Regions from separate parts of the Homo sapiens genome. Here region 1 is linked to region 2. Evidence: read pairs that join two places in POLR2A ChIA-PET (ENCODE). Cell type or tissue: IMR-90. All regions are shown on one strand.

Evidence for each region. ChIA-PET counts read pairs that join two places held together with the same protein. Peaks named below come from ENCODE experiments on the same cell type or tissue, not always from the same donor. Only the 100,000 strongest peaks of a DNase experiment are listed, where the experiment ranks them.
Region 1: POLR2A ChIA-PET joins it to region 2 with 17 read pairs; 1 of 35 experiments calls an interaction of 5 or more read pairs at or near these places.

The regions. Positions count from the first base shown.
Region 1 is chr9:116,374,836-116,379,835 of GRCh38, forward strand. It overlaps PAPPA (pappalysin 1), which reads left to right. Exons shown (of 22, transcript NM_002581.5): 20 at 2,741-2,812. Among named protein-coding and RNA genes, the nearest start is that of PAPPA-AS2, 14 kb to the left of the region's middle. In IMR-90, no CTCF peak of the experiment used is centred here; a DNase peak (open chromatin) is centred at 2,786; H3K27ac peaks cover 360 bases.
Region 2 is chr9:115,753,382-115,758,381 of GRCh38, forward strand. The region is part of intron 2 of LOC105376234 (a long non-coding RNA gene); the gene reads left to right. Among named protein-coding and RNA genes, the nearest start is that of LINC00474, 170 kb to the right of the region's middle. In IMR-90, a CTCF peak has its summit at 4,628 (motif pointing right); a DNase peak (open chromatin) is centred at 2,140.

The DNA of each region.
Region 1 (5,000 bases), 620 kb after region 2:
AAAGCAGGTGATCCTCTTCACCCAGCCCCATGGCTGGGAGGCAGAGGGGGAAGAACGTAGCTTAATTGAAAGAAAGGAATACTGAAACAACCCAAATTCCCTCATTTGTATTTGTATCACATTCCTTCATGTATTTCTTCACTGTGCTCCACGCTTCACCCTGGAAGGATACAGAAGTGTCTATAACTCAGGATCTGCCCTCAAGAAACTTAAGAAATTGGTACTAGGTTTACCATTTTCACAGCATTTATATGAATGCACCATCTCAACAAGTCTATGATGTTTTCAGTACCTATCTTGTGGATGAGAGAACCAAATCTCATAGTGGAAATGTACAAAGCAATTCCAAATCAGAATTGCAACCACATCTGTCCCATATCATATCCCATGACTTTTCCCATATACCACTTTATGCGTGTACTGGGGATGGGTAGACAATTTCAATAGAAGCAGTAAGATGCAAGACAGTAGATTTCACATTGCAAGACTGATTGGAAGATCATCAAGTTAAGCTCTTTCTCCAAGGTCTTTGATTTACTTGAAGGTTGATAGTGGCTACATTCAGCCTATACTAAACTGATCCTCTAAACTAGACTTGTTTAGAGGACAAGTCTAGTGCTTGACCTTAGATGATCTTCTGATGCTCTAGAAGACAGGAAGACAAGTAAAGAAATTATTGTCCACTGGTAAAATCATCTCTATTTTGAGAAGAATCTGTTCCTTTATAAAATAAATATTTATTTAGCATCCCCTCTGTCAGGCATTCCTGAAGGCATGGCATATCTAATGTGAACCTGAGATTTTATGGAGCAGAGAAGAAAGGCACCCAATCCAGTCTTGGGGTCACCTGATTCCCTCTGTCACAGCCTCACCAAGAGGCCTAATTACAATTTGGCTACCATATAGGTCTGCCCTCAGGGAGAGAATAGGCTGTTTACATGGATTTTCCACATTTTGGCCCAGGTGACTCTTCATTTTTTAATTAAAATTAATCAACTGGCCTCTCAGTCAGTTGAACAACCTCTGATCATGTGGACTTCCATAGTTGGTTGTTCACAGTTACCTGTCACTACACATCTAAGCATGTACCATTTTATTTTATTTCATTTTATTCTTTAAAGAAATAATTGTAATCTGGCATGAAAACTGGGGCATCCATGGAGAATAGAAAAGGGAACTTCCAGGATTTTTTTTTTTTTTTTTTGAGACGGAGTCTCGCTCTGTCGCCAGGCTAGAGTGCAGTGGTATGATGTCAGCTCACTGCAACATCTGCCTCCCGGGTTCAAGCGATTCTCCTCCCTCAGCCTCCCAAGTAGCTGGGACTACAGGCATATGCCACCACACCCAGCTAATTTTTGTATTTTTAGTAGAGACGGGGTTTCACCATGTTGGCCAGGATAGTCTCGATCTTTTGACCTCATGATCCACCTGCCTCGGCCTCCCAAAGTGCTGAGATTACAGGCGTGAGCCACCACGCCTGGCCAAGCTTCTAGAATTTTTATGGTAACTGTATTCCTAATACTATGTTATCTTTCTAGTCTTATTTAGCTTTCTTATTTCACCCACTTTTTAAAATATCATCATGTTGGATTTTATGTTATGAGCTTTATTAAATCATTTCTGAAACAACTGGTTATTTTCAAATCCTGGTTTCTCCACCAAACAGCTATGGAGCATGGGGAATTTACTCTCTTATGACACAAGATTAATGCCCACCTCACATCATCATGGCAAGAAATAAATAAGATAATGCATACAGTAATTAGCACAATGAATATACTCAATATATTTTAGTTGTCATTATCTTCATCATAATTATTATTTTTAAAGAGGAGGCTATAAATAAGTGCCTATAAGCTCTGCCTAACGGGGCTAGGAAAAGTGCCAAAGAAGACATAAATTTTGAGCAGACATTTAAAAGATTCTCAAAGTGACAAAATGGGGAAGGGCATTCAGGGAAGGGGAAGAGCAAGAACGAATTCACTGTGGGCAACCTCAGAGAACTGTGGGCAGACCAGTATGACACGGCAGCAGGTGACAGCAGAGGGGTTCTCTGCCTTTCCAGGGATTTGAACCATAGGTTGGTTCATAATAGCCCATGTGCTCTCAGACTGTAGTGTGCATTGGAATCATCTGCAAGGCTTGCTAAAATGCAGAGTCTCAGGGCCTGGTCTCAGAGAGTCCAATTCATTAAATCCAAAGCAGGTCTGAGGAATCTGCCGTTAATTAAACACACTCCCACGGCAATGCTGATGAAAGTGGTCTTCAGCTCATGCTTTGAGAAATGCTGCTCCACAGTTTTCTCCCATCCGCCTGCTGCAGTCACACACATGTATGCACACATACACACACACACATGCAAACACACACATGCGCACACACACACACACCCCTCCTCCCCCCACCTTATCCCAACTCCACGAATGGGTCGAATATTAGTCGAGAATTTTCTGAAAGGCCTTTCTGATCGTGTCTCTACCCTCCAGTTCTGCTTCTCCTCAACCCTTGTTCCTGCCAGGGAAATACAGAACCATGACACATGCGGTGAACACAAATATTATTTTAATCTTGTGGCTCCTGTTATTGCAAGTACCCGGGCAAGTTCTCCATGTAAAAGCCAGGGTGAGGTCAGGAATTGGAAGGTCCCAGAAGAGGTGAGGTGGTTAAATGTAATGCCAACACGGAGGTGGGTCCCTCCCAATCCCAAGCCCATCTGACCTTTCTCTCCCTCTTCCCACAGAGAGTTGTCTGCACTGCTGGTCTCAAGTGGTATCCTCACCCTGCTCTGATTCACTGTGTCAAAGGCTGTGAGGTGAGTCACAAGGAAGGCACTCCTCAGTTCCCTGGAAATAATCCTGCTGTTGTTATTGTTATTGTTATATTAATGTTGGCTATCCTTTGCCATACCTACTGAGTGTTGAAAATATCCATTTAGCAGACTTCTTGGACAGGGATTAGCAGCCTTATTTTACAGATGATGGAATTGAGGCACAGAGATATAAAGAAACATACTAAAAAGCATAGGGAATGGGTAACAGAGTTGGGTTCCAAGCCAGGCTTTTGTGGCTCCAGAGCCTGTGGTCTACAAAATATGGGATCTGTAAGAAAGGAAGGGCAGGGGGCTATAATGATTTACCATCTAGAATATGCTAATGTTGGAAATTTACCAACATTGTTACATTTAACCTTTACAGAGTCAGGTGAGGTGGTTTTATTTTTAATTTCCATTTTACTGATGACCTTTACTTGCAGACCTATTCCTTCTGCCCCACATCTTAGTCATTTACTCATGCCTCAATCCCAGAAGGAATATGAATGCCTTAGACCTAACCATTGAGCTGAAGTGAAAGAGCCTTTATAACCCTTAAATTCTATGACTTCACAGTTGAGCCATTCCTTACAGCTTGGAATTATAGAGATCTGTCTCTGTGTGTCAGTGACAAGCTTGGGAGGACTCAAGGAGCATGGTTCTTGGGAGATCAGCTGTGTCCTGAAGGGAGGGCTGTCCACGGAACTCAAAGACATTTCTGCACATCACTCTGCCCCTTGTGGCTCTTCCCAGCTGGCAGTGAAAAAGCGGCCCCAAATCCCTTCCAGGTGGATGGCCAAATCTCTGTGGTTCATCCAGAGCCCACTGAGGCAAACGCAGGTGAAAAGGATCAGACCATGCCCTAGAAAAAGTCGTATCTGATGAAACTCTTAGAATGCCAGAACCAGAAAGACTCTTTTACCTAATCTCAACTAATCTTTTATTTTTAAAATGGGTAAACAGAGACCCAGGCAGTGGCTGGATCTAAAATTTGATGGAATGCCAAAACTGGGAAGGCTCTTAATTTGATCTAGCTCTATTTTCTTGGTGTATAGAGTAGAAAACGAGGGCCAGAGAGGGGATGGAATGTCCAAGTTTGCACAGCATGATAACCACAAAGACAAAACGTAAGCCCAGCTCTTCTAACGTCCAGGCTGGTGCTTTTCTCCTGCTGCCTGCCTATGATCCATTCCCTGATCTGTGTCACAAGACAATCCCTAGGTTACACATTTTTTTCTCTGCATTGTTGAGGGATTTCCTGAGGGCACTTGACATTGTACTTGACTTTAGGAACCCCATTCTCTCAGGCTTCAATTAGGAATGGCAAAATCAAAGCCAAGGCCCTGTGGCTGTTGCTTACTTCTGTCTTTTTGGATCAATCCAGCATTTTGGGAAAAGAAAGCTTGAGTTACCTGGGCACTCATTCTGCTGAGTTGGCGGTCTGGGCAACCAGTGTGACAGCGGAATTCAATCCCTCCTTGGACTCAGCAGTGAGACCCAAGAGACCCTCACCTGTCAGACTCTGAGCCCTGCCAGTGATGTTTATCACCTTTGCCCTTGCAGGTGCCCCTCATCTCCTGTCCTCTTTAGCTTTGTTCTAATAGTGCCTTGTCTGGAGCTGAAAATTATGCTTAGAAGACATACAAACTCTGGGACTATCAACCTTGAATATCCAGAGGTATCCAAGATAAAGAAAGGGTTTGGGGACCCCTGAGCCCCTGTTTTCTGCACCATGCTGGGTCCAAAGTGATCATTCACTCACTTGTTCACCAAAGCTTCACTGAGAACCTCTTATATGCCAGATACTGTTCCAGTTCTGGGAATACATTGGTGTTAGTCCAGTGAAAATAGTAACTATGCTCTCCTTGAGTCATCTATGATATCTTCTTGCCTGTCATCCATCCATCCATCCATCCATCCATCCATCCATCCATCCATCGTTTTACTAAATAAACATTTATGGAATCTATATTTGATAAAGTTTTGCACAAATACGAGACATTTTGCTAGCAATCTAGGATACAGAAATGGATGATGCGCACAGTATAGTGAAGGAGATAGACAATTAAAGAGAGAATTTTAAAATCCTGAAGAGCTATCACAAAATCAAATACAAGAGGCTATGGCAGCAGACAGCATCCTGAGGCTATTAGGGGTGGCATTTTGGAGAGGTAACATTTGAGCTAGATCT
Region 2 (5,000 bases):
TTTTTTCCAGTTATTCTCTTAGTAACCTGCCTCCAGTGTCTTTTGCAGGCAGCTTTCTCTATTCCTTGACTGAAAACATCTCGAAAATAGGGAGGGAATTTGTATTTTAGTGTCTGTTCTGCTTAGAAATGCAGAGGTACAATTCTGAAAGATTGTAAGTGAAAGGTTTAAGAGGAAATGTTGCAATAGAGAGAGAGAGATAGAGATATGTGATACATAGTTTATTGAGATAGAAAATCTTCTATGGAACATAGCATACCACCATGATTCTGGAAAAATTTAAAGTGCTACTCTGTGTATGTTTTTACAGCAATATCTTACAATTTTTTATGTTATTAATTCTTAAAAACCTACTGGGTTTGGCTTTCCTTGTTTTTCTGATGAGAAAATTTGGAGTTGGACCAGGCTCATGGCTGGCTGAAGTCTATCCAGGGGCAGAATGAGGACTTATGACTACACAGATTTAGGTGAAAGTCAGAACCTGGAAAAGAATGCCACAGAAAAGGTGTAGTGGGGAATACACCATAGTGGTCTTAGGCATGTCCTTTGAGTTTTCCAGGCTTTTCTTTCCTGTTTATAGGTCTACAGATAGACTTTCTAAGGATACCTGCACTTAGAAAGGCCTTCTTTTGAGAAGGCCTTAAATATGATGAGCTACGTCCATAGTGGAACATCCGTTTAGTCAGGATAAGAGGCCCCCAAAACCCTGAATTGTTAGAGATTCATTCTTCTTCATTTGTCTTTTTGGTGTTTAGCTTTGTTCATCAAAAGGGTGCTCTGTTTTGTTAGTGGTCAACATATAATCTCTTTTAGCCAGTGTTTCTTCATGCAAGCTGTGGTCACAGGAGAGTCTAGGGCACTGGTTAAGAACATGAACTATGGAGCAAACAACCTGGGTTTATACTTCAGCTTCATCCCAAACTAGCAGTACCTCATGCTCCCAATCTGCAAAATGACAACAGCAATAGTATTTTTAAAGTAATGGCAAAAACTGCTATTACTTTTGCATCACCCTAATACTTATGTCATGGGACTGCTTGAGCATTCATGACACCCCACATGTAAGTCTCTAAGAACAGTGCCTCTCGTAAATGGTAGCTGTTTTTATTCTTATGCCAACCCCTCAGGCTAACTGGGAAGATCAAATGACAACAGTTTGTAAACTTTGAAGTATTATGCTAATGGAAAATAAAGACTTAGTAGAACTAATTTTATTATTATTATTTAAAACTAGGAAAAATGTGCCCTCTTGTTCTAAAATCTCTCTGGGGTCATAAGCTAAGCATCCCAAAGAAATATTTATGCCATTTATAGGAGATAATTTTATTCTCTCTAAGATATTTTCAAGTTAATTTTATAGTAGACTTTCACCAAAATACCTTTTGTTGGAATCAGTTTGTAGACTTGTTTTTTTAAGGACTTCATTTTAAACACCCCCCCTCCCAAAGTTAGAAAAAAATAAGTAAATGTAAACAAATAACACAAGCTACAAATTACAAAAGCCATTTTCAATCTGCAAAGATTTTTAAATAAAAGTAGATATATACTCTCCACAGAAGACTTCTCCCTATAAATTTATATTCAGATAATAACTTTAGGCTGTAAACTCAGGACTCAGTAAGAAAAACTATCTTTTTATTTTGGAAGCACACAGGTGTTAAATAAAATGGATGGATGATACATGCCGTTCCTATCACGTGCAAAGTAACCTGTAAGAGCAGAATATGTTAAACTTTTAAAGCATAACACCTATATATGAATTGAATACATATGTGCAGAAAATAACTTGAGAAATGGTTTAAGGCAGTTTCCAAACTGGTTTATTGTCATCGTTTGCATTAATATCCTATTCTTTGCTTATATTATAAAAAGGGAATTGTTGAGTGGTGGGCACAAGGGAACAGTGGTGGGTACAAAGAGGCTGGCCAATCTAGTACATATAAAATATTGATTTCAACCCAACACTCATGTTTTTGGACAAGTTTCCACTTACAATTAACTATATATAAGGAGCTAGACTGATGTGTATCACTGAAATATTCAAAATACATACAGGGCCAGGCATGGTGACTCACGCCTGTAATCCCAGCACTTTGGGAGGCTGAGGCGAGTGGATCATTTGAGGTCAGGAATTCAAGACCAGTCTGACCAACATGGTGAAACCCCTCTCTACTGAAAACACAAAAAATTAGCTCAGCAGTAGTGGCGTGTGCCTGTAATTCTAGCCACTCCAGAGACTGAGGCAGGAGAATCACTTCAGCCTGGGAGGCAGAGGTTGCAGTGAGCTGAGATTGTGCCACTGCACTCCAGTCTGGGCAACAGAGTGAGACCCTGTCTCAAAAAATAAAATAGATACAGAAATAAATACTGCTGAATCACTTGCTAAAGGTGAAATTATTTCCCCTTGGGGGCACTGGGCAGGAATGGGAGGAATGACGAATGAAAATGACTGTGGAATTCTTCATGAAGTGGAGGTACCTGACTCAGGCCTTAGAAACAAGATTTTTAAATGTAATGACTGCTGGAAAAGAGATGGTAAGTAGAGCTCAGAGCAAAGAGATTACGTAGAAGGTGGCGATTTCAGGAGTATGTTGCAATGACAAAAGGATGAAGACAAGGACTGTGGCTCAGGTCATTGGGATGTCACTGGACATGATTTGTTTAAAGACTAACAAGGGTGAAGCACTGGGAACGGTCAGGTGAAGATCCTTGAATGTTTTTGAGCTGGCTTTGCTCTATCTGTCCTCAAGTCTGTCCATAATCACCTTCCCAAGGAAGCAACTCCCCAAGAATTTTCCACAGATGACTAGTTCCATGTGATGCTATGTAAAAAGAAAAAAAGAAAAAAACACACCAAATTTCCATTTCAAATAAACTTGGAAAAATTGGCATAAGTCAAATTAAACATATTTCATTCTCAAAAAAAATGTTGGTAAAAAGATTAAGGGAGAGGCAGAGAAAAAACAAGGGAAGCAAGAAGGAAGGAACTTGGAGTGGGAAAGAAAGATGGATAGAGGGGCCAGTCTGGGAGCATAACTGAAATGCAGACAGGTGATTAACCAACACTGAAAAACTCTGGAAGTTTCTAAAGGAAGTGGGGCTATTCTGTCTAAGAAAACTGAGGGTAGAAAATAAAGGGAAATATCCTAAATCAAAAGATTGCTTCAGGTTGGCCCTATTATAGATATAGACATACTATAAACCATAGAGTGAGATAGCCTAGAAAATTACTGTTAGACGAGATCTTGGAGGCTTTCTAGTATGAACTTCTTTTCTTCATCTCTCCATATAAACTTGTCCACTCACTTTTTTATGTTGTTTTTAGCAGACAAGGTCCACTTAATCCATTGTGCAGTTCCTTCTTATTTGACCTCTAGGAAGCTCAGAGCTTAATTTAATGTAATACTCAATTGCAGTAACTGTTACCTATTAGGTTTCCATTATATCCATATCTTCCCTTCTTGCAAATATAGCCAGAAAAGCTGCAGTGGCTCAAGGGCTATTCTAGGCTCTGTGAGGGCTACAGCAATGCTTCAAAGAGCTCCAACTGGCAATGAGAAATACATATTTTCCACATTGATTCATTCAATAACTCCTGGAGTTATTGAATGTCCATCATATGCCAGAATCTTTGCCAAGAACACTAACAGATGTAAAGAATAAAAATTAAAGAAATACTCTCTGTTTTCATTATCTTAATAATGTGTTAATGTGCACTTATTGAGAATACATTTTATAAATATGCAAAGTATCTCAAAAATTGGTTACAGCGAGTGTTCAAACAGATATGACATTTTCATTGCAGGTCCTCTGAGATGTTTGTGGTATCGATTCATATATCGATTCATAAAATCTCAGTCATGAAAAGACACAAATCTAAGTTTGTAAGATCTATGTGGGTATAAATGGAAACCCTTTAAAATGTTGGGACTTATCCATTGTAATTTATCTGATTAGTCTTCCTGCCAGATCTTTTTAACCGAATCACATTAGATTTGGGATAATTACCCAAGGACATTTATACTATTTTGAAGGTTAATTCCAACCTCACTCATTCAGCATATGTTTGGAGTGTCCTTGCCTAATGCCAAGTCCTGGGCTAGGCAAAAGGACCTGGAGATTGTTTCTTAGTTTCCTCATTGAGGGATTCTGATTAAGAGCCCTCTGCCAATCACTACTGTAAATATATTATCTAAGTGCTCAGCAGAGAAAATTCATGTCCCAATTTTCTGATTGAGTAACCACCATGACCAATCTCTGGGCAGAGCCACCAGGAAATAACTGCTATTTAGCCTCACATGTCTTTGTTGAGCTTTGTGCCTCCACGATAGGAGGATTATACAAGGAAGTAAAAGATAAATTGACAATACGTAATATAAACACATTCTTTTCAGAATGGAGCAAACTACATGAGATGGGAAACATGGCAAGTGGTTCACAGAAACCAGTGAATAAGATTTAGGATGGGCATTTGACATTCTCTAACAAGTTTTGGTCCTGACTTTTGGCCAAATTAGTCTGTCAACAGCATCTACTTGGTGTCCACAATGTACAGTGGCTTGCATTTGGTACTGAAGATGGAAAAAATAAGAAAAGGTCAGAGACATTTTTAGATACAACTCCAGAGGGCACCATTCACAAAGATTGCAGTATAAATGGCACCCTCTAAAATCGTGCGATCCACAATCTTTACAATGATGTAAACTGAAACTAGGAAATATTTCACACTTCTGTGTTTTTATATATTCATAGGAAGGGCTTAATCAGGTAAAAATAAAAAGCCATGAACAAAAAAAATGTTGATGAGAGAAAATAGGAAATTGTAGAGCTGAGGTTTAGAAGCAAGGACAATGAGTTGAGATTTTTCAGGCTCCAATTCAAATCCAGACTTCAGAGCAACGTTAGGAACCCATGATGAAGACTGATGGGAAAACAGAGCCAATTAGAGGGTGAGACTGAGATTAGAAACTTTTATTTAAGATTTGTCAGTAGAAAGTTGA